3 separate regions of the Homo sapiens genome follow, and all the other regions are linked to region 2. A link is an interaction called in ENCODE POLR2A ChIA-PET data of the cell type or tissue named here. Cell type or tissue: HepG2. All regions are shown on one strand. Each heading gives the region's core, and the rest is flanking DNA. Links, peaks and the distances in the headings are about the cores only.

The links. Peaks named below come from ENCODE experiments on the same cell type or tissue, not always from the same donor. Only the 100,000 strongest peaks of a DNase experiment are listed, where the experiment ranks them.
Region 1: POLR2A ChIA-PET joins it to region 2 with 12 read pairs; 12 of 35 experiments call an interaction of 5 or more read pairs at or near these places.
Region 3: POLR2A ChIA-PET joins it to region 2 with 16 read pairs; 14 of 35 experiments call an interaction of 5 or more read pairs at or near these places.

Annotation. Positions count from the first base shown.
Region 1 is chr16:27,319,427-27,327,379 of GRCh38, reverse strand. The region is part of intron 1 of IL4R (interleukin 4 receptor); the gene reads right to left. Among named protein-coding and RNA genes, the nearest start is that of IL4R, 9.4 kb to the right of the region's middle. RefSeq lists an enhancer at 2,060-2,914. In HepG2, for the core only: no CTCF peak of the experiment used is centred there; a DNase peak (open chromatin) is centred at 4,169.
Region 2 is chr16:27,199,699-27,207,651 of GRCh38, reverse strand. KDM8 (lysine demethylase 8) reads right to left here and starts at 4,126. Exons shown (of 8, transcript NM_024773.3): 1 at 4,016-4,126. RefSeq lists an enhancer at 3,922-4,081. In HepG2, for the core only: no CTCF peak of the experiment used is centred there; a DNase peak (open chromatin) is centred at 3,801; H3K4me3 peaks cover 1,800 bases.
Region 3 is chr16:27,269,922-27,277,874 of GRCh38, reverse strand. The region is part of intron 1 of NSMCE1-DT (NSMCE1 divergent transcript); the gene reads right to left. Among named protein-coding and RNA genes, the nearest start is that of NSMCE1, 5.1 kb to the right of the region's middle. RefSeq lists an enhancer at 5,673-6,221. In HepG2, for the core only: a CTCF peak has its summit at 3,855; DNase peaks (open chromatin) are centred at 3,844 and 6,104; H3K4me3 peaks cover 281 bases.

The DNA of each region.
Region 1 (7,953 bases), core at 1,478-6,477, 120 kb before region 2:
AGCAGCAGCCTGGAAGCGACCCAGCAGGACTCTTCCCGAACCCACAGCGGGTGGCAGGGGGGCAGGGGGCGGAGGACTGGGGGCGCACAGGGGGCGGTACAGGCCTTCTGCTCTTCTTCCCTCTGGGCAGGAAACCTGGCTTGGAGGAGGGGCTGGTTCTGCAGACAGGATGCAAGCACCTCTGTGACAGGTGGCATGTGGAGAGGAATCCAGGGACAGCAGGGGCCTCGGGTGGGGGCTGGGGCTTTGGAGCCGCTGACCCCTGAAACTCCACGACAGAAACTGGCCTGAAACCTCAGCTCCTGTGGCGCAATCAGTTAGTCATGCTACTTATAAGAAACCAGCCCAGAGCTTCCTCTGGCTTCTGGGACAGCTGGGCTGGGCTGGCAGGAAGCTAGGCATGCACTTCTTCCTGGGACAGTAACCTACCTAGAACTGGGGTTTCCAGAAATGGCAGCCACGTCGGTGGCCCCACTGGGATAGTAAGGCAGGCCAGGCCAGGGCCCCAGAATGGCCCGGGATCTGCCTGGTTGGCTCCGTCCCCAGCCCAGCCAGTGGGAGGGAGGGGAGGCAACAGACTGGCTCTGCAGCCACCAGGAACACAAATCGGCCCCCTCCACCAACAGCACCCACCAGCCTCCCTGTGGGCCTGCTGTGGCTCAACCATCCTCACCCACTTGCTCAAGTACCTCACTTATTCTCCTTCTCTTTTTTGCTTTAGAGACAGGGTCTCATTCTGTGGCTAGAATGCAGTCGCACCGTCACGGCTCAGTGCAGCCTTGAACTCCTGGGCTCAAGTGATCCTCCTGCCTTAGCCTCCCAAGTAGTTGTGACTACAGGCACACACCACCATGCTCGAATAATTTTTAAATTTTTGTAGAGATGGGGATCTCTCTCTGTGGCCCAAGCTGGAGTGCTATGGCACAATCATAGCTCACTGCAACCTCAAACTCCTGGCCTCAAGCAAACCTCCTGCCTCGGCCTTCCAACATGCTACAGGCATGAGCTGCCGTGTCCAGCCATCTCCTCATTTATTCTTGCTGTGGGTGTTTTCCAAGTACTGCCTATGTGCTGGCTATTACAGATGCAAACAGGCCATTCATTCATTCATTCCTTTCTTCTTTTAACAAATATTTGAGCAAGGAAGAAGTTGCCAGAGCGTTTTGAGCAAAGAAGTGACATGATGAGACTTTAAAAAAGACCTCTCTTGCTTGGGTGGTGGGGGCACGGGTAGAAGTGGGTAGCAGTGAGGAGGCTACCACACTGGCCCCAGAGAGAGGTGCCAGGGCTCACACCAGGCTGCGGAGATGGGGAGGTTGAGAAGGGGCTGAATTCTAGATCTGTGTTGAAGACAGAGCCCACAGGATTTGCTGACAGGATGGATGCTGTGGGGCGGGAGAGAGAACAGGAAGGCTAATAGGAGTCAAGAATGATTCCACAGCCATTGGCCTTTTCCAAGATGGCGGCCTGTGGGGGTAGCCCGTGTGACAAGCCAGCCTGCTGGGCAAGCTGCAGGACTTCAGATTAGCAGAGGAGGCTGTTAGCAGGCGCTCAGGGAAGACCCTCCCTCATCCTAGAGGGTCAGGTTTCTTTATCGGGGATGCACCAGAGTTCTCTCGGGGAGGGGCCCGACATACAGCAGGCACTCAATAAGTGAGCATGTGTATTTTATTTTATTCTTATTTTAACAGGTATACAGTGTTTCCTTGGTGCCAGACACTGGCCTAGGTGCTTTAAGCCCTCCCTATGAGATAAGTATAATTATTAAACCCATTTTATGATTCTGAAGGTTCTTTTTTTTTTTTTGAGACAGAGTCTCACTGTGTAGTCCAGGCTGGAGTGCAATGGTGGGATCTCAGTTCACTGCAACCTCTGTCTCCCAGGTTCAAGTAGTTCTCCTGCCTCAGTCTCCCGAGTAGCTGGGACTACAGGTGCCCACAACAACGCCCAGCTAATTTTTTTGTATTTTTAGCAGACACAGGGTTTTGCCATGTTGGCCAAGCTGGTCTCAAACTCCTGACCTCAGGTGATCCACCCACCTCAGCCTCCCAAAGTGCTGGGATTACAGGCGTGAGCCACTGCGTCTGGCAGATTCTGAAGGTTCTTATGAGAGGGCGGGGTGAGGGAGGGAATGAGGGAAGACCCAGCGAATAGGCAGGCAGGAGGGAGGGCACGGCCCACTTCCCACCCTACAAGCGGGGCCCTTGGCTGGAGCAAGGGGGAGAAGGACTGGCTGGGATGGCAGCTGGAAGGTTGGCAGGCCGGGGACAACACCGTCTGCCAAGCCATGGCAGTAGACTCAAACTCTGTCTCTAGGGCAGTGGGGAGCCAGTGAAGGCTCTTAAGCAGGAGAGGAGCGGGCTGAGCTGAGAGCTGGCGAAGAGGGGGCAGGTTTGAGCCTGTTTGGGAGGAGGAGGCAGCAGGGACTTGGTGGCGCTTGGTGGGGAAAGCAGGCTGGGGAGAGCGGGGACAGAGGGAAAGTGGCCTCAGGCTGGGGTGGTGGGGAGGATCCCAGGGACCCTTCCCACGATGGAGAGCCGAGAAGAGAAGCAGATTTGCTGGGGAAGACCACGCGCTCCGGCGCACTGTGGACACTTTGAGTCCACACAGTCAACAGGCAACTCCATCCGGGATCCTGGAAGCCAGGCCTGTCTTCAGAAGATTCCAGAGGCCCAAAGGAGGAAACAGAGCCTGAGGAAACTGTGTCCAGAAGCCACCTACCCAGGAACAGCAGCCAGCCTGGCCTCCATCTTTCTGCAACCTGTTATCTTGCTTTATTTCTCTGCAATCTTTGTGGCATATTGCACACTCGGGCCTTATGTGTTTGGTGCTCATATCCCCTACTGCAAGGCCAGCTCACACAAGGCCAGTGTCGATCCCGCTCACAGCCATCTCCCCAGAGCCTAGCACGGTGCCTGGCACACAGCAGGTGCTCCATGAATATTTGCTGAATGGAAGAACGACAGGATGAATTCCCCTGGCTGTGAGCAGGGAGGCCTGGTTGGTCATCCCCAATTTTCCACCTCTCCCTGCTGGGCAAACACTAGCAAATCCTGGCTTGGAGTCCCCTTAAATGTCCTAATGCAGGCACAGATCTCAGCCACCTCGGGGCCCTGACCTCCAGAGAGCTGGTTATCGACTATCACTCACTGTCCTGAGCAGCGGACAATGGCCTCTTGGCGCCAGGGTGCTGATTAGATTTTGACTGTCTTAGTGACAGCTATGGCTCCTAGCTGGCCTCCTTCTTGAGGTCTGCAGAGGTCACTGTGACTGGCCACGTGTCCCCTCTTCCTTCAGCCATGAGAGGCCATGCCCTGGGCCCTTCTGCCCTTGGTTTCGCCCCTCCCCAACTGGGTGCAACTTTGCTCACCAGCCTTGGCATTGGTTGTACCAGTCTCACTAACAAAAAAAAGCACTTGAAGGCTGGGCGCGGTGGCTCCTACCTGTAATCACAGCCATTTGGGAGGCTGAGGCAGGTAGATCACTTGAGTCCAGGAGTTCAAGACCAGCCTGGGTAACATGGCAAGACCCCGTCTCTACCAAAAATACAAAAAAAAATTGCCAGGCATGGTGGCACATGCCTGTAGTCCCAGCTACTAAGGGAGATGAGGCAGGAGGATGGCTTGAGCCCACGAGGTCGCAGCTGCAGTGAACTGTGATCATGCCACTGCACTCCAGCCTGGGCAACAGAGTGAGACCCTATCTCTAAAAAAAAAAAAAGAAGCCCTTGAGCCTCACTCACTCACTTAACCATGGACCCAATCCAAGGAGCATTGCAGATACAATTAATATCATCTCCATTGCAGAGATGGAGAAGCCGAGGCCCAGAGAGGGTCAGGAACCTGCCTAAGGATGCACAGCTAGTGAGTGGGCTGGGATTTGAACCCAGGCCTTTGGCTCTGGAGTGCACAGCACAGTGCCTGGCACAGAAGCAGTCATAAACTTGCTTTTTTATACACCACTCTTTTTTGCTTCTCCTGGAAAGCTCACTATGGAAGATACAGTAAAATATTCTCCCTGCAAGCACAGATGGAGGAATGAGGCTGAGGGAGGTTCAGAATTTGCCCGAGGTGATGGTGACGGAGCAGGAAGTAACCAGGTAGGAATTTAGAATCTGGCCTTTGTCACCATTTGCTCGGCCCTCAGCAGCAGTGAACTTGTCTCAACAATGACCAGGACTTTGCCCCCTGGGCAAACCCAAAGCCAGGACAACACATGGGCACAGGTAAGAGCTTCCCGTTCATTTTCTGCTTGCAGACTGGCATATGGAAGGCAGTGGGTGGGGACTACCCATGGAGCTCTTCCTGTTGTCTCACCCCATACCATTCCTGGATGGGTGGGGACACACAGACATGGGGGCCACCTTTGTGGGCAGGGACCCCCAAGCATCTGAGACACAGAAGCATAACTCTGGGCCTAAGTGCAGGCTCCAACCTGACTCGGTGGGAGACCGTGGCAGGCTGGAGTCCACTCAGAGCCTCAGTCTCCTCATCTGTGAAATGAGAATAAGATCACTTGCTTCATGGCTGGTTGCAAGGCTGCTGTTGTTTTTAACTCATCTGGCTTATTAGTACAGGAGTACTGACATCAATAAAATAGAATTCATGACAATGATGTCTTGAGTAAGTATTAGAAGAGAGAAGGTGGATGGTTTTTTTGTTTTTGTTTTTTTGAGAATGTCTCACTCTGTCACCTAGACTGGAGTGCAGTGGAGCAATCATAGCTCACTGCGGCCTTGAATTCCTGGTCTCAAGTGATTCTCCCACCTCGCCCTCCCAAGTAGCTGGAACTACAGGTGCACGCCACCACACCCAGCTAATTTTTAGTTTTTGGTAGAGATGGGGTCTCACTATGCTGCCCAGGCTGGAAGTTGGCTCTTTTATACTGATTAAAGGAACAATTCAGCCAGCTGCGGTGGCTCATGCCTGTAATCCCAGCACTTTGGGAGGCTGAGGTGGGCAGACTGCTTGAACCTAGGAGTTTGAGACTGGCCCGGGAAACATAGCGAAATCCCATCTCTACAAAAAACACAAACATCAGCTAGGCGTGGTAGTGCACATCTGTAGTCCCAGCTACTCGGGAAAATGCAACAATTCACCAAAAAGGTATAAAAATCCTGAACCCTTATTCTACTCATATGGCTATGCACTTAACAACATAGCTTCAAAAATAAAGCAAAAAACTGACAGACTCAAAAGGAGAACTTAACAAAGCCTCTATTATGGTGAATTGTAATTGTATTACGGTGGGAGGTAAATCAGGTAAAAAAAAAAAAACCACATAGTGACATAACAAATATAGATAATATAATAGCTAGCTTGATCAAATAGATACATTTCTAGAACCTTATACCCAACAGAAAATATACATTCTTTTCAAACACAAGAGGAAAAAAATGACCAGAAAATCCTATAAAGATCTCAGCAAATTCTCTACCACTGATATTATAGGAACCACATATATTGACCACAACAACCATGATGACCAAATTTAGAAATCAACAATAAAAAGATAACTTAAAAAATTCTATCTGTCTCAAAAATTTAAAAAGCATATAATTAAATAAGTCTTAAAATGGGAACCAAAAGGGAAATTCTAAACTGGGCAGTGAATAACATTGTGTAACAAGTTGTGGAAAGAAACCAAAGCAGTACTCAAAGAAAAAATGATAGCATGTTAGCCTGAAGTAGATTTATTAGAGAGCATGAAAAACTGGAACCTCTTAGCTTTAGACAAGGACTCTCAGAATAGAAGAAACTTGGATTAACAGCAGCTCATATAGAAGAGAAACATGGAGATTTTAGCTGACAAGCCCAATATGCACTCCAAGTGGGATATGGCTGCTACACAGTATGATTCCAGGTTGCATCAACAGAAGTATAAGCTCTAGATCCAAGGAGGTAATAGTCTCCTTCCTCTTTGACCAAACAAACAGTCTTTGCGTGGGACTCCAACCAGTTGACTCATGTGCCAAGGCAGGCCAAACTTATAATTTCCTGAGTCAGGGAGAATACCTGAAATAACTACAGTTGTGTAGTCTGAATAAGAGAAGTATCCGAGTTTGGAGGGAGATGGTCACTACCTCCAAGAGGCAGAAACAGACTCAGAAAGTGGAAGCTCCTAGAAAGCTAATTTGGGCTGGGCACGGTGGCTCACACCTGTAATACCAGCACTTTGGGAGGCTGAGGTGGGCGGATCACCCTAGGTCAGGAGTTTGAGACCAGTCTGGCCAGCATGGTGAAACCCCATTGCTAATAAAAATACAAAAATTAGCCAGGCGTGGTGGTGTGTGCCTGAAATCCCAGCTACTCGGGAGGTTGAGGCAGGAGAATCACTTGAACCCGGGAGGCAGAGATTGCAGTGAGCTGAGATTGCGCCACTGCACTCCAGCCTGGGCAGCAGAGTGAGACTCCATCTCAAAAAAAAAAAAAGAAAGAAAGAAAGCTAATTTGGCTAAATCTCAGGAAGATTTTCTCCCAGTTAGAGCTGCCCACCTGTGGAAATGTGGCTTCTGGAAGAAATATGCTAGAGGCAAGACCGTCGGGAGGCTGTGGCCCTGCCAGCTTGGAGACCTGCCCAGCCCAGAGAGCTGGTGCCTCTCCTCCCTAGAATTCAGTCTTCCCTTTTAAAAAGGCAGAATACTTCCCTGGCCGCTTCAGGAAAACATAGGCCTTCTCTGAGTTTTTCAAAAATGGTTCTGGGCGACTATGCTCACTGATTTCCAACGAAGAAATGTAATCCTTTTAAACTCTCCTCTTTGGGCTGGATAGCTCAGAACCGTGGTTAAATGCACAGGCTTCTGGGTCTGTAGCCCTGGGTTTGAATCTGGACTCTGCCACTTAGGAGCCGTGTCACCCAGGTAAGTCTCTAGCCTGAGCCTCAGGTTCCTCCTCAGGGAAATGAGCAGGACACCCACTCATCTCCATTCCTGCACCCAGCACAGAGCGTGATGTGGACTCCAGCCTCCACTGCCAGAGGCCGTGGTTGGGGCCATGGCTTCGGGATGATTCAAGCACATTACATGTATTACGTACTTTATTTCTATTATTATTATATGGTAACATATAATGAAATAATTATACAACTCACCATAATGCAGAATCAGTGGGAGCCCTGAGCTTATTTTCCTGCAATTAGATGGTCCCATCCAAGGGCGATGGGAGACAGTGACAGATCATCAGGCATTAGAGTCTCATAAGAAGCACGCACCCAGGGCCGCGTGCAGTGGCTCATGCCTGTAATCCCAGCACTTTGGGAGACTGAGGCAGGTGGATCACCTGAGGCCAGGAGTTCGACACCAGCCTGGCCAACACAGTGAAACCCTGTCTCTACTAAAAATACAAAAATTAGCTGGGTGTGATAGCACAGGCCTGTAATCCCAGCCACCAGGCTGAGGCAGGAGAATCACTTGAACATGGGGAGGTGGAGATTGCAGTGAGCCAAGATCGCACCATTGCACTCCAGTCTGGGCGACAAGAGCGAAACTCCGTCTTAAAAAAAAAAGAAAAAGTACGCAACCCAGATCCCTCACATGTGCAGTTCACAAAAGGGTTTGTGCTCCTGTGAGAATCATCTAATGCCTCAGCTGACCTGACAGGTGGCCGAGCTTGGGTGGTAATGCGAGCGATGGGGAGCAGCTGTAAATACAGATAAAACTTCGCTCACTCACCCGCCACTCACCTCCTGCTGTGTGGCCCTGCTGTGTGGGGACCCCTGGTCTGAGACACTGAGGAAGGTGCTCATTCATAAAATAATATGTAAAATGATTGGACTGTCTGTAAAATGGGGCTTGGAGGAACCAGTCCTGCGCTGCCCACATTCACAGTATTTCTGGGCAGATGGATGGCAGGGAGTACACCGACAATGTAAAAAAGTGGATCGATCTAAATGGCAGGTGTGTCTTCAGCACTCAGGCATAGATTTTATTGTGTTTAAACACCATGGTGAGGACTG
Region 2 (7,953 bases), core at 1,033-6,032:
ACTGTGTTTGTGCCTCTGCACTCCCATCTGGGTGACAGAGTGAGACCCTGTTTCAAAAAATAAAACTATAGCCTCCTACAAGGCCTTATGTTGGCAGCATGGTGAAGTGGCATTCTGGCCGCATCAGTCTTCTGCCTTGTTGCATAGGCTTCCCCAAACCTCTCATGATTTGGCCTTTTATGTAGTTACCATATCAAACAGCCACATCCTGGTATAGGAAGCAGTCTTCCAAAGCAGTTTTGTGAGATGGAGTCTTGCTCTGTCACCCAGTCTGGAGTGCAGTGATGCGATCTCGGCTCACTGCAAACTCCACCTCCCAGGTTCAAGTGATTCTCCTGCCTCAGCCTCTGAGTAGCTGGGACCACAGGCACGCATGCCATCACGCCCGACTAATTTTTGTATTTTTAGTAGAGACGGGGTTTCGCCATGTTGGCCAGGCTGGTCTCCAACTCCTGACCACAAGTGATCCACCCACCTCAGCCTCCTAAAGTGCCGGGATTACAGGTGTGAGCCACCACGCCCGGCCCTTGTAACTTGTTTTAAAAACTGGCCTTCCTATAGATGGGGGCTTGTCTGAGGACCAGGTGAAGTCAGATTTTGTCTTAGTTTTACAAATCGATCTGTGGTTTCTTCATTGTGCCAGGAAAGAATTGTTTGTTGTGTCCATCTACCCCGCTGGGAGCAGCCTCACATTGGCTCCTGTTAGCCATGCAAAATGGCCTTACAGAAGGAGTCTTGGTCTGGCTGGGGAAACACTCTCTTGCTGGCTGTATGAAACAATCTTCCAGGGTCACTGGCCTCATGGGCTATGAGAAGCAGCCTTCACACCACCAACCACTTGAGATGGCCCTCCTGGGAAGGTCAGGTGCGAGCCACAGGTCACTGCCTTTCTGAATGGCCTCAGGTCCAGGCTCATCAGCCTTCTGGCATTTCCCATATACTGGTCTGATAAAAAGGCTTCTTGTTGTATCAAGAGGTTTTCTAGAGGAAAGGACTAGCCAGAGTAGCCTTATGGCCTGGCTTTATTGATTGGCTTCCCAGAACTCCTCACTGAATTGCTGTTTATAAAGTCTTATATTAAGGCCACGTGCATCGCTCACGCCTGTCATCCTAGCACTTTGGGAGGCTGAGGAGGGTGGATGACCTGAGGTCAGGAGCTCGAGACCAGCCTGGCCAACATGGTGAAAACCCATCTCTAATAAAAATACAAAAATTAGCCAGCGTGGTGGTCCACGCCTATAATCCCAGCTACTCGGGAGGCTGAGGTAGGAGAATTGCTTGAACCTGGGAGGCAGAGGTTGGGGTGAGCTGAGATCTAGCCACTGCACTCCAGCTTGGGTGACAGAGCAAGAGTCTGTCCCTCCCGAAAAAAAAAAAAAGCACACGCACACAAAAGGCTTACATTAAACAAACAGGCTTCCAAAGGAGGGAGTCAAGAATAAGATGTGTGACTTGCCAGTTCCCTGCAAGAAGAAAAAAGATGTGTGAAGCAGTCTTTGAGAGTGGTGCCACAGACTGGCCTTCGAGAGCTCTACATAAAAGGGTTTATTGGGAGTTGTACAGATAGCCTTCTAGTGGCCAGGTATAGGTGGGTCATCCAAACCAAGATGCTATTAATATTTATGTCTGCATCAGTAAAAAACTGGTGTTATTCTAGGCAAACTGACACCTACCGTAACCCAAATGTGGGCCATATCAAAAAGCCTGAGTGGCCTCGTATCTTCACTTTACAAATCAGTCTCCCAGAGCTCAACAGGTATTGGCCTTCAAAGACCTCTTGTTGATCACAGAAGGTTTTTTTATTTTTATTTTTTTTGAGACAGAGTCTTTCTGTCACTCAGGCTGGAGTGCAATGGTGCGATCCCGCCTCACTGCAACCTCTGCCTCTCAAGTTCAAGCAATTCTCCTGCCTCTGCCTTCTGAGTAGCTGGGATTACAGGTGCCCGCCACTGTGCCTGGCTAGTTTTTCTATTTTTAGTAGAGACGGGGTTTCACTCTGTTGCCCAGGCTGGTTTTGAACTCCTGACCTCAGGGTGATCTGCTTGGCTTCCCAAAGTGCTCAGATTACAGGTGTGAGCCGCCACGCCCGGCCCAGAGAAGGCTTTATTTATTTTTGTGGGGAGGGGGGCGGTCAGGTATAGAAACAGCTTGAGTGGGCTTATGTCCTGGCTTTGTGAACTGGCCTCATAACCTGGAACAGCTTTCAGGGGGAGATCAAGTGTGGGTTGCATAAAACAGCTTTTGAGTGGACTTGATTCAGCCCCTAAATGCTCCTTACATAAAGTCTTGTCTGCTGGTGTATGAAATGATCTTGCAAAGAAGGTCAGAATATAGGCTGTTATGTGCTAACCTCTGAGTGGTTTTTCTCCTGGATTTATAAATAAGACTAAAATGAATCTTATAAAAGCCTTCTTGTTGGTCGTACTAAACAAAAAGGAGCCAAGTATAACCTGTATAAAACAGCCGGAATAGACTCAGGCCTGGACTTTATAAATTCACCATCCAGGCAGAATTCACTATGCAAACTGGCAAAGTAGGTCCCTGGTAGGTTATGGGATATATCCCTCTTGGAAGCCACTGCCCTGTCATCCTAGGATTCTCTCAAATTATTTTTATTATTTTTTTTGAGACGGAGTCTCGCTCTGTCACCCAGGCTGGAGTGCACTGGCCCAATCTTGGCTCACTGCAACCTCCGCTTCCCAGGTTCAAGCAATTCTCCTGCCTCAGCCGCCCAAGCAGCTGTGATTACAGATGTGCACCACCACACTCAGCTAATTTTTTATTTTTAGTAGAGACGGGGTTGCGCCATGTTGGTCAGGCTGGTCTTGTGAACTCCTGACCTGAAGTGATCGGCCTGTCTCGGCCTCCCAAAGGGCTGGGATTACAGGTGTGAGGCACCGCGCCCAGCCTTAAATTATTTTTAAACATCAACTCCTCTAAAGCACCTCCCTGAGTATTCTTTAAGGTGGCTGGGTGGAATGGCCTCTCCGAGAGCCTCACTGTGATTTGCAGAGGGTCTCAGGGTGGGCACTCTGCAAGCACCATGCTGGTCATGAGAAAGCCTCCCAAAAGGGGCTTCCAGGACAGATCAGCCTACACCTAGCTTTCTGGGAACAGGCGGTCCAGTTCTCTAATCTCCTCAATGTTATTATGGCAGTATTCCACAAAAATTGTGCAAAAACAAGAGCTTCGTAAAACTTCCCAGGAAAGTTTGGAACATTTTCCAGAAAGCTTTAATTCATGGCACAGGGATCCCTTTGGCTCTCTAAGGGGCACACAGTCTTGTGTTTGGGTCGTCCGTGTGGCCCCAACGCCTGCGCACCTCCTGTCCCCGGGCTTGCTCCCGAGTCCTCCTGAGCACGGCGATTCCTACCGTTGCCGGGAAACGCACCGATGCCCATCGTTAAGTCCTACCGAGCTACAAGCACCTTTCCTTAGGGCAGTCACACACCCAGGCCCCAGAGGGTCCCCCGTACCCCGCACTGGCCTTGAGCCCCGAGGCCTCAGACCCCCTTCCCTCCTCAGCGCCTTCCCCGGGGCTGCATTTCTCGCGGCTCATATTTGGGACCTGACGGCGGAATCGTTTCCAGCCTGCCTTGCGGCCCAGGGGCAGCGGCTGGTTGCCTAAAAGCAGCGGACACACATATAGCAGAGTATAAAACCCGCGCAGGCGCACTAGGCCTACACCAACGCGACGCCAAGAACCGCTAAAGCGCACAGCAGCCCGCCGTAAGGGCCTGCCCTCACGCATGCGCAAAACCACTGCCAAGAGACGAGCATACGCACGCGCGGAACCTTTCCCTTTATCCTCCCGCAGGGCAGGCCGGCGACGAGCTAAATTGCATTCTCAGAGCGCATGCGGCAACTCGAGCCACCCTCGGGGTTTTCCAAGGCGCACGCGCGAGGCCGGGCTTGGCTGCTTCACATGACGCCTGCGCGGTCTATGCCTCTGAACCCGGCCTCTCCACTTCTGAGGAACTGGAGCTGACTCCGCTCTCGAGTTGCTCAGACTAACCTCTCTTCAGCTGGGACGGTGTCGAGTCGCCTTTGGGCTGGCGAAGACTCGTTGCGTTTGGTCCGACCACTCGGCTGTGTCCCCTGAGGAGCCAGAGGCTAGCATAGGAGTATCGATCGCTCACCGCTCGTCTGATCACGACGCAGTGCCTGGAGGAGCGCCGAGTGATCGATGCCGTGGCCCCGCCCCACTGCTGTTTAAAAGGCCGGGGGATGGAGAAGACAGAAAGGCTTGGCTGTATCCTCTGGGTCCTTCCACGCTAGTGATACCGCTTTTTCCTCTGCACAGATAACAACTTCGTACAAGGCTGTTTGCATCCACCATTTAATCTCTGCAGCTAGGATTATTAGTTCTCCCTATTTTACAGAGAGCGAAACTGAGGCTCAGTGATTAAAGTGGCCACATACTTGTACTTTTGGAAAGTCAGATCCACAATTACCCACGAGCAAGTGCTGCATCCACAGTCTGTTCGAGTGAGAAGGCAAGTGGCCAGGGGACACACTCCTGCCACCTTTGCTTTGATGCCGAGTGGTGCGTGGTCACTGGGACTTTTGTGTTTTGAGCACACACTCCTGTGGACTCCAAGTATGCACGCCTTTTGCAGCATTGCACAGAGGCATGGAAAGTTATGTTCGTACTGAGCTTGGGGTCTGAGTAGGAAACAGGCTTGCTCAGGATCAGTTCATAGATTAGTGGATTCTAGGTACGGTGCTAAAATACTTTAAAAATATGAGGATCGTAGCTATTGTAATGATCATGCTCATCCCCATTTTAGGGAGTGTATTAGTCCGCTTTCATGCTGCTGATAAAGACATACCCGAGACTGGGCAATTTACAAACAAAAAGGTTTAATGGATTCACAGTTCCACATGGCTGGGGAGGCCTCAAAATCATGGTGGAAGGTGAAAGGCACGTTTTACATGGTGGAAGACGAGATAATGAGAACCAAGTGAAAAGGGAAACCGCTTATAAAACCATCAGATCTCATGAGTCATATTCACTACCAGGAGAACAGTATGAGGGGAACCTCCCCTATCATTCAGTTATCTCCTACTGGGCCCTTCCGCAACACGGAATTATGGGAGCTACAATTCAAGATGAGATTTGGGTGGGGACACAGCCAAACCATATCAGGGAGGGAGCAAGTAAAGCACAGAAAGATCTCCTAACCCACCAGGCTCACTGGGATGCTGGTGTTTGAACTCAGCAGCCACAGGTTTAGAATCCTCATGGTTATGTGCTACACTAAGTTTCCACCCTTGAGTAGTGACAATGTTGAATTTTCCCTGAGTCTTGTGTCCCCGGAAAAAAGTAAAAAGGAATTGCTCTCACCCTTTTGTGTTGTGGAAAAAAGTTTACTGCAAAGAATCACCCCCCACCCCCACAAGAGAATTTAGATAAGACTCCAAGACACCACCCCCATTGTTTACCTGTGAGAGCAGGTAAACAGGACACAGACCCTCCAATTCTCATTCATTGTCTTATAAGTGATTACCTGAACTGCTTGTCCCACTAATCAATCCTTATAAAACGCTGGTCAACCACTTTGGTTAAGATTCTTTCCTTCCTCCAGGCCCCTGAACTTTGGCTCACCCTGGGCCTGGGCCAGCAGACAGCCCCTCCTCAGAATAGGCTGGCCTCAGGTTGATATATTCTCTGATCTACTAACCCATCATGTCACCCTTTCACCCCACTTCCAGGTTCTTTCTAGCCTTGTTTTCTTCTTCCTATGAAAGAAAAGCTCTTTTTGGCCTAACCCTTGTGGCCACAGTGTACTCTCTTTTGCAAGTCTCCCTTCCCCTGTTATAATAGTCCCTCCTGGCCAGGCGTGGTGGCTCACACCTGTAATCCCAGCACTTTGGGAGGCCGAGGCGGGCGGATCACGAGGTCAGGAGATTGAGACCATCCTGGCTAACACAGTGAAACCCCGTCTCTACTAAAAATACAAAAAATTACCCGGGTGTGGTCACGGGCACCTGTAGTCCCAGCTACTCGGGAGGCTGAGGCAGGAGAATGGTGTGAACCTGGGAGGCGGAGCTTGCAGTGGGCCGAGACACCGCACTCCAGCCTGGATGACAGAGCGAGACTCCGTCTCAAAAAAAAAAGAAAAAAAAGTCCCTCCTGCACCTTGCAATAATCCTTTCAAATAAAGCCACTCTTTTTTGTTTCCTTCAAATAGGATTTTTCTTTTTTATTTTTTTAAAATTATACTTTAAGTTTTGGTTTACATGTGCACAGCGTGCAGGTTTGTTACATACGTATACATGTGCCATGTTGGTTTGCTACACCCATCAACTTGTCATTTGCCTTAGGTATTTCTCCTAATGCCATCCCTCCCCCAGGACCCCACCCCCTGCCAGGCCCTAGTGTGTGATGTTCCCCTCCCTGTGTCTACGTGTTCTCATTGTTCAACTCTCACTTATGATTGAGGACATGTGGTGTTTGGTTTTCTCTTCTTGTGTTACTTTGCTGAGAATGATGGTTTCCATTTTCATCCATGTCCTTGCAAAGGACATGAACTCATCCTTTTTTATGGCTGCATAGTATTCCATGGTGCATATGTGCCACATTTTCTTTATCCAGTCTATCATTGATGGGCATTTGGGTTGGTTGCTATTGTGAACAGTGCTGCAAAAAACATACGTGTGCATGTGTCTTTATAGTAGAATGTACAAAAATCACAAGCATTCCTATACACCAATACCAGACAAACCGAGAGTCAAATCATGAGTGAACTCCCATTCAATAAAATACCTAGGAATCCAACTTACAAGGGATGTGAAGGACCTCTTCAAGGAGAACTACAAACCACTGCTCAAGGAAATAAAAGAGGACACAAACAAATGCAAGAACATTCCATGCTCATGGATAGGAAGAATCAATATCATGAAAATGGCCATACTGCCCAAAGTAATTTATAGATTCAATGCTATCCCCATCAAGCCACCACTGACTTTCTTCACAGAATTGGAAAAAACTACTTTAAACTTCATGTGGAACCAAAAAAGAGCCTGCATAGCCAAGACAATCCTAAGCAAAAAGAACAAAGCTGGAGGCATCATGCTACCTGACTTCAAACTGTACTACAAGGCTATAGTAACCAAAACAGCATGGTACTGGTACCAAAACAGATATATAGACCAATGGAACAGAACAGAGGCCTCAGAAATAACACCACACATCTACAACTATCTGATCTTTGACACACCTGACAAAAACAAGCAATGGGGAAAGGATTCCCTATTTAATAAATCGTGCTGCGAAAACTGGCTAGCCATATGCAGAAAGCTGAAACTGGATCTCTACCTTACACCTTATACAAAAATTAATTCAAGATGGATTAAAGACTTAAACATAAGACCTAAAACCATAGAAGCTGTAGAAGAAAACCTAGGCAATACCATTCAGGACATAGGGATGGGAAAAGCCACTCTTTACTAGATCTGAATTTGTTTTGACAGTGGATGGGCAGTTACTCTACAGAGACTACAGTAGGGCGGGCACTAGAATCTCCAACTTGCCCAGACAGGCACCACAGCAAGGACCAAAGGAGATTTGACCTGGGACCCCCTGATTCCAGAAGCCACAGTGTTCAGGAACTGGCTGTTAATGGTGGGTATGGAGTGCTGCCAGTCAGGCAGAGACAAACACCCCTTTTACCAGCTTGTTTGTGTTTTCAAAACTGGCTTGTTGAAATGAATTACAGGCGCAGATGAAATGTTTTCTTAAAAGAACCACAATTTTTCACCACAGGGTTTCACTTCCTGTAGTCTCTTTGCCAGTCCCTCCACCTCCTGTCATTCCCAGCAGCCTTAGAATTGGCCATTAAGCTGACAGACCCATTTGAATGCTGCAAAAGCCACTGAACAGAAAAAGGCATCATTTAGGCCCATATTTGTGATTTTTCTCCATTTGATCAGAAGCCTGTAATTTAAATA
Region 3 (7,953 bases), core at 1,239-6,238, 70 kb before region 2:
GTCTCCATTCTCTTCTCCATTCATTGCTATGTACTTTTCAAAAATACACTTTTAATTCTTTTTTCATATTTTCACTCCTATCAGAAATTTGTTTTCAAATACAGAAAAGTAAAAGTGAAAAAAATGACAGTTGTCCATTTTTCTACCATCCAACATTAACCACTGTTAACATTTTGGCATATTTGACTTTAACGCCTTTTTAAAGCCAATATTTGAAAAATTAAATTTTCAAATCTTTTCAATCCTTAAATTCATTGCTATATGAATACATAGTTTTATTATTTTAGTTCACAATTAGAATACTCCAGGCTGGGAGCGGTGGCTCACGCCTATAATCCCACTTTCGGAGGCTGAGGTGGGCGGATTACTTGAGGTCAGGAGTTCAAGACCAGCCTGGCCAACATGAGGAAACCCCGTCTCCACTAAAAATACAAAAATTAGCTGGGTGTGGTGGCGTGCACCTGTAGTCCCAGCTACTTGGGAGGCTGAGGCAGGAGAATCGCTTGAACCTAGGAGGCAGAGGTTGCAGTGAGCCAAGATCGCGTCACTGCACTCCAGCATGGGTGACAGAACAAGACTCCAGCTCAAAATAAATGAATAGAAATAAAATTAGAATATTCCAGATAAACCTCAAGATCTTTATTCTCTTCTCCCATCCCAATCTTCCTTTCCCCTTCCTAGAGGCCCTCTAGCTTGAGCTTTATAACAATCTTTTCAATCCTTAAATAGAAAATAGTTTTATATGCATATGCTTATCTACTGGCAAATTATAATATTGCCATTTTGCACTGCTCCAAATTTGCATAAATGGTGATCTTGCTGTATCATCTTTATATCTTGCTTTTCCCCCACTCTATCTATGCTTTCAGGATTCATTCATGTAGACACTTGTGAGTTAATTCATTCCTTTTCATGTTATATGACCACCCGTGGTACATGACTATCTTGCTTTTTGATTTCCTTATTAATGGCTCTTTAGGACGTTTCATTTTTTCCCACCACATTGTTGCAGCAAATCTCAAGCACACATGGGAGATTTTCTTCAGTTAAATTCCTAGAAGTGGAATTGCTAGATAAGCTTTTTCAATTTCAGTAACACCAAATAGCTCTCCAGAGGGGCTATATACAACATTTATAACCCCACCATATACGTACAATACTGGTCTTTCTTTACCCTTGACCACATTTTGTCATTCTTATAGGGAAAAAGTTGGTTTCCTTTTCTTGTTTTATTTCCAACTAATAGTGAGGTTAAACATCTTTCCATATATATTTATATTTAAATGTATATTTTATATTTATATTTAAATATATATTTTATAAATATACATATATATAAATATATATATATATATATTTTAATATGGAGTCTAGCTCCATCACCCAGGCTGGAGTGCAGTGGTGTGATCTTGGCTCAATGCAACCTCTGCCTCCCAGGTTCAAGTGATTCTCCCACCTCAGCCTCCCAAGTAGCTGGGACTACAGGTGCCTGCCACCATGCCCAGCTAATTTTTGTATTTTTAGGAGAGATGGGGTTTCACCATGTTGGCCAGGCTTGTCTCGAACTCCTGACCTCAAGTGATCCACCCGCCTCAGCCTCCCAAAATCCTGGGATTACAGGCATGAGCTATTGCACCTGGTCCCCACATATTTTTTGGCCATGTGAATTTTCTCTTTTGGAAGAGATATTCTTTTGATACACTGGTAGACTGAATTTTTTTCAATACATATTTGTAATATAGATGAGCCTGACATTTTCTTTAATTTTGCTGTTCTCTTTTTGGTGTCAAAATTAAACTAGTCTCAGAATGTGTTGAATAGCTTTCTCTATCTTGTTCATATTCCAGTGAATTTTGCATAATATAGTCTTTTTGTGTGTGCTGATCACTCCAGTAAAACTTACTTGTTCTGGACATCTTAGGAGGTGAAGCATATCCTATATTTCTAGTTCGATTTCATTAGTGATTATTACTTTTAATGGCAAAAACCTCAATTACTTTTGCACCAACCTAACACTTTTCTTCTTGGGTCAAGTTTTGTAATTTTTATTTTTGTTAAAATTACCTTTTTTCTAATTTTTCAAATGTATTGGCATAAAGTTTGTGGTATACTTTTGTGCTTTCTAAAATTTTTACTCTAGCTGGTATGTTCAGTTTGCCATTTATCGTATTGTTTGTATGATTTTCTTGATCAATCTTACATGAAGTTTTTCTATTTTATTAGTCATTAAGAGAACACCAGCTTTTGGCTTCTATAATCAACTTCATTTTCTTTTGTTCTTTGTTTTACTCATTTCTGCTTTTTCATTCTTATTTCCTTCCTTCTGCTTTCTCTGGGTTTCTGTAGTTGTTATTTTTCTAACTTTTAACAATTAACTCCCTTACATTTTTTCTTATTTTGTAAGAAGTATAAAGCTATAAGTCCCCCTCTAATTATTATTATTATTATTATTATTTTTATTTTGAGATGGAGTCTTGCTCTGTCACCCAGGCTGGAGCGCAGTGGCGTGATCTCAGGTCACTGCAGCCTCCGCCTCCAGGGTTCAAGCGGTTCTCCTGCCTCAGCCTGCTGATTACCTGGGATTACATGCATCCACCACCATGCCCGGCTAATTTTTGTATTTTTAGTAGGGACGGGGTTTTGTCATGTTGGCCAGGCTGGTCTCGAACTCCTGATCTCAGGTGATCTGCCCACCTCAGGCTCCCAAAGTGCTGGGATTACAGGCGTGAACCCCGTGCCCAGCTAATTATTTAGTTGGATCCCACATGTTTTATGATGTCAGGTTTTCATTGTCATTTATTTCCAAATATTTTATAATTTCCATATTGGTTTTCTTTTTAATCTGAATGTTTTCAGTTTCTAAACATGTGTTCTTTTTCTTTTAAAAATGTATGATAAAATCTTTCAACATATAAAAAATATAATACCTGTGTACATGGTCCTGTACTCAACACCTCACTTAAGAAATAAAACTCGAATATATGCTTATAATTTTTAATTTTAATTTTAATTTTTATTTTTTTGAGACAGAGCTTTGCTCTTGTTGCCCAGGCTGGAGTACAATGGCACGATCTTGGCTCACTGCAACCTCTGCCTCCTGGGTTCAAGGAATTCTCCTGCCTCAACCTCCTGAGTAGCTGGGATTACAGGCACTCACCACCATGCCTGGCTGATTTTTTTGTATTTTCAGTAGAGATGCGGTTTCATCATGTTGTCCAGGCTGGTCTCAAACTCCTGACCTCAGGTGATCCACCTGCCTTGGCCTCCCAAAGTGCAGGGGTTACAGGCGTGAGCCAGTGCGTCCGCCCAATTTTTAATTTTTAAAAATTCGTAAGTAATAGATGTACGTGGTTAAAAAAAAAAGTTCATTCTGACTTCCTGGCCCCTTCCTCAGAAGCAGCTGCAGTTACTAATTTAAGGTGTATTGTATCTACACCTTTTTGGCTCTCTTTTTGTTGTTGATGTTTAATTTTACCACATTGCGGTTTGTGAATGTGGTCTATAGATTCTTTGGAATTCATTTAAGCTTCCTTTGTGGCCCAGTACATAGTCAATTTCTGTAAAGAATAGATATACCAAAGTTTTTTTTTCTAAAATACAAGCCTGATCTCATCACTTACTTTTCATAAGCTTCTGTGGTCTTCGGGTGAAAGACCAACACCCTCAGCATATTATTTCCCGAAGCTTCCTCTCTAGCCAAGGCCTTGGCCCTCGCCTTGTGGTCAACAAATTTATGTACTCATAGCTCTCATGCATTTTAGGGTCAGCTTTGAGAAGTCTGAACCATCAGAGCTGTCCAGGAATAGAGAGTCCAAAGTCTGGCACTTCAAAGGCCCAATAAATACTCACAGAGCCCACTAGGGAATGAGCCGTCCTCTGAGTCATACTGAGGCAGGACTGTCACCCCATGGGGGACCACTCTGCATGATGAACTTCGATCCTTACTCACTACTTGTTCCTGCTGAACGAGATTCACCTCATAGAGGCCTCTGATTGCTGTACTGCTTCCATTTTAATTTGTCAGCACTTTCCCTTCTTTTTATTTTTGCCAGATCCATAGTGGATCACTTGACAGTAGCATTCTCCCGTCACTTGGCCTTCTATGAATCAGTTGCTTAACCCCAGCTAAGGCCCACTTCAGTATGAATCCAGGCTGAGCTTCTGCTCTGAAGCCCCCAGGATGGGGATGGGGGTGTTGAGGGAGGGATCAGATAACCAACTGTCATCTCTACACATTTCTGGTTTCAACCTCAGCTAGGAACTCATCTCTGCATTGTCGTCAGCGTCTCTTCCAAACCTTTTGATCCATTCCCCTTAAATCCCTTAGCATCTCCTCAGCACCTCCCAACCTTTTTTTGGGATAGGCTGGTGTGCAGTGGCACCATCCCTCAACCTTAACCTCAACTGTAGCCTCAACCTCCTGGGCTCTACCTCCCAGGCTCAAGCCATCCTCCCACCTCAACCTCTCAAGTAGCTGGGACTACAGACACATGCCACCACACTCGGCTAATTTTTAATTTTTTTTTTGTAGAGACGAGGTCTTGCTGTGTTGCCCAGGCTGGTCTCGAACTCCTGATCTCAAGCAATCCTCCCACCTCAGCCTCCCAAAGTGCTGGGATTACAAGTGTGAGCCACCACGCCAGGCCCTCTTCAGCCAAAGATTGATACTGTTTGCTACCTTACGGAGAAAACGGAAAACATCAGGAGTGAGCTTTTTTTAGCCACTTTCACCTCTTTTCCTGCTGTTTCAGAAGTGTCTCTTCTCTTCTCTAGGTTAACAGTAATCCTGTCGCTATACACCTTTGACCCCATCCCTTTTTGTCTGTTTTTTTTTTGGTGTTTTTTTTTTTTTTTTTAAGACAGAGTCTTGCTCTGTTGCCCAGGCTGGGGTGCACTGGCACAGTCTCGGCTCACTGCAACCTCCACCTCCTGGGTTCAAGACATTCTCCTGCCTCAGCGTCCAGAGTAGCTGGGACTACAGGTGTGCGCCACTACGCCCGGCTAATTTTTTGTATTTTTAGTAGAGATGGGGTCTCACTATGTTGGCCAGGCTAGTCTCAAATTCTTTTTTTTTTTTTTTTTGAGATGGAATCTCACTCTGTCACCCAGGCTGGAGTACAGTGGCTCGATCTCAGCTCACAGCAACCTCTGCCTCCTGGGTTTAAGTGATTCTTCTGCCTCAGCCTCCCAAGTAGCTGGGCCTACAGGCACGCACCACCATGCCCAGCTAATTTTTGTATTTTTAGTAGAGACAGGGTGTTACCATATTGGCCAGGCTGGTCTCGAACTCCTGACCTCATGATCCACCCGCCTCGGCCTGCCAAAGTGCTGGGATTACAGACGTGAGCCACCGCACCCGGCTGCCTGTTTTTATTTTATGGATTATTATCTCTGCTCCTATGTCTTCAAGTCTTCCCTTCTGAAGCCATACTTCCCAAAAGAGCAGTCAGCATTCCCTCTCCACTTCCTCAACTTCCACTCTTCACTCTTGGAGTTCGATCTGGCTTCCTCCCCTCTCTATTAAGATGGCCTTTGTTGGCCATCAAATTCTAAATCAGTGGCGCATCTTACTCGACCTCTCCAGAGCATTGACGATTCTGACCACACCCTCCTTCTCAAAAGTCTGTATTCCTATGTGCCTCTGATGCCACTTTCACAGCATGTGGTTCATGAATGTCACCTATAGATTCTTGAGAATTTCTTGAAGCTTCCTTTGTGGCCCAGTAATCAATTTCTGTAAATGTTCCAAGCATGTTTGAAAAGAATAGATATACCCAAGTTCTTTTTCTAAAATACAAACCTTCTCTCATTTCTTCCTGGTCTTCCATCACTTCTATGGTCTTCAAGTGAAAGACCAACCCCCTCAGTCTTGAATCTTTCTTTTCTTTCTACCTTTTTTTCTTGACGCTTTGATCTTGAAATGCTGGTGTTCCCAGCGTTTTCTATTCTTTTATCTCTCCACACACCAGGGAAGCACATGCTTCACAAAAGGGGACGGTCTCTCCCAAGTTCTGAACAAGTGCTGCCATGGGGGAAGGCTGGCCCACTGTCGTCAGACTTCCCCACTTTTCCAGAGCAGTCAGCTACAGTAGGGTTTTATGTGAAATGTCCCAAGTTTATTTATTTATTTTTGAGACAGAGTCTGGCTCTGTCACACAGGCTGGAGTGCAGTGATGCAATCTCAGCTCACTGCAACCTCTTCCTCCTTGGCTCAAGCTGTCCTCCCACCTCAGCCTCTTGAGTAGCTGGGACCACAGGTGTTCACCACCATGCCTGGCTAATTTTTGCGTGTGTGTGTGTGTGTGTGTGTGTGTGCGCGCGCGCGTATATATTTTTTTTGTAGAGATGGGGGCCTCACCATGTTGGCCATGGCTGATCTCAAACTTCTGAGCTCAAGCCATCCTCCCAGCTGGGCCTCCCAAAGTGTTGGAATTACAGGAATGAGCCATCATGCCCAGTCAAAGATTGAAAACCCCAACTTTAAATATTGATAATGAATAGAAAATTTCACAAAACCATGTAGGGCAAACAAAACACAAATATTACTCCTTAGGGCTTTATTTCCCCTCTTATTTGACTACCTATTAGGCAGTTTATAAAGAACTTATTAGTGGTGTTAGTTCACACTTATTGAGGGCTTACAATGTGCCAGAGACACTCTTCTAAGTAGTTTACGTTTACTCTTCCTTTAATCTTCAGAATAACATTATCAACAAAGTGTTATTATTAAACCTGCTTTATAGATGAGCAAACTGAAGCTGAAAACTTGAGCTCAGTCATCCCTTAGTATCTGTGAGGGATTGGTACCTTAGTCCCCATGGATACCAAAATTCTCGATGCTCAAGTCCCTTATGTAAAATCAAAACCACCTTTGTAAAAAGCATAACTGAGAAAATTATGATAGTGAAAGAGATCTGGCCTGACTCCATCTTGCTTCTAACTTCCAAGCTGTCCTTGATCATTCCTGGACATAGGTGGAATTAATGTTGGAAAGAACTTAGTTTATAGTTTAACTTTGAAACAAAGGCAATAATAGCCCTTTCCCAAAACAAATCCCCTCCTTGCCTAGGAACGGGTCTGCCTTTGTAGACTAACAAATTAGCTAAAAGATTAGAAATTATGGTTTAGGAGGTCACGCAAGCTGGAGGCTACAAGATTCTGACCCTCCCCAGATTGCTTCCGGGAGTAACATCACTGTTCTAAAACCTAAAATCAGTGCTTGAGATATTTTGCAGAACCCGTGTTCTAATGCACCAGCTGACGCCACCCAGCCCTGTAATCTGGCTAATCTGGTCCTATGGTCCTAACCCAGGATCTGACTCAGTGCAAGAGGACAGCTTTGACTCCTTTCCTCTCTGATCCAACCTATCAACACTCTCTAATCCCCAGCACCTCCAGCCACCAAATTATCCTTGAAAACCCTGAATTTCCAGGGAGACTGATTTGAGTAATAATAAAACTGTGGTCTCCTGTTCAGCCAGCTCTGTGTGAATTAAACTTTCTCTATTGCAATTCCCCTGTCTTGATAAATTGGTTCTGTCTAGGAAGCAGGCAAGGAGAACCATTGGGTGCTTACAAAATGCGAGAATACTTGCATTTAACCTACACAAATCCTCCAGTATATTGAAAATCATCTTTAAATTACTTACAATACTTAATACAATGTAAATGCTATATAAGTAATTGCTATGCTGTATTGCTTTCGGAATCTGTATTATTTTTATTGTTGAACTGTTATTTTTTACTGTTTTCCCCCACAAATATTAACCACCCACAGTTGCTTCAATCCGTAGATGGGGAACCTGTAAACATGGACAGCTGACTGTACTTTGTCCTATGTCTCAGAGACACTGAGTTTAAGGCCCAGGATTCCATGTTGACCATCCAGCTCCAAAGCTGAAGCTTTTAATCACCACACACCACTGCTTTCCCACTTAGCAGATGAAACTGAAG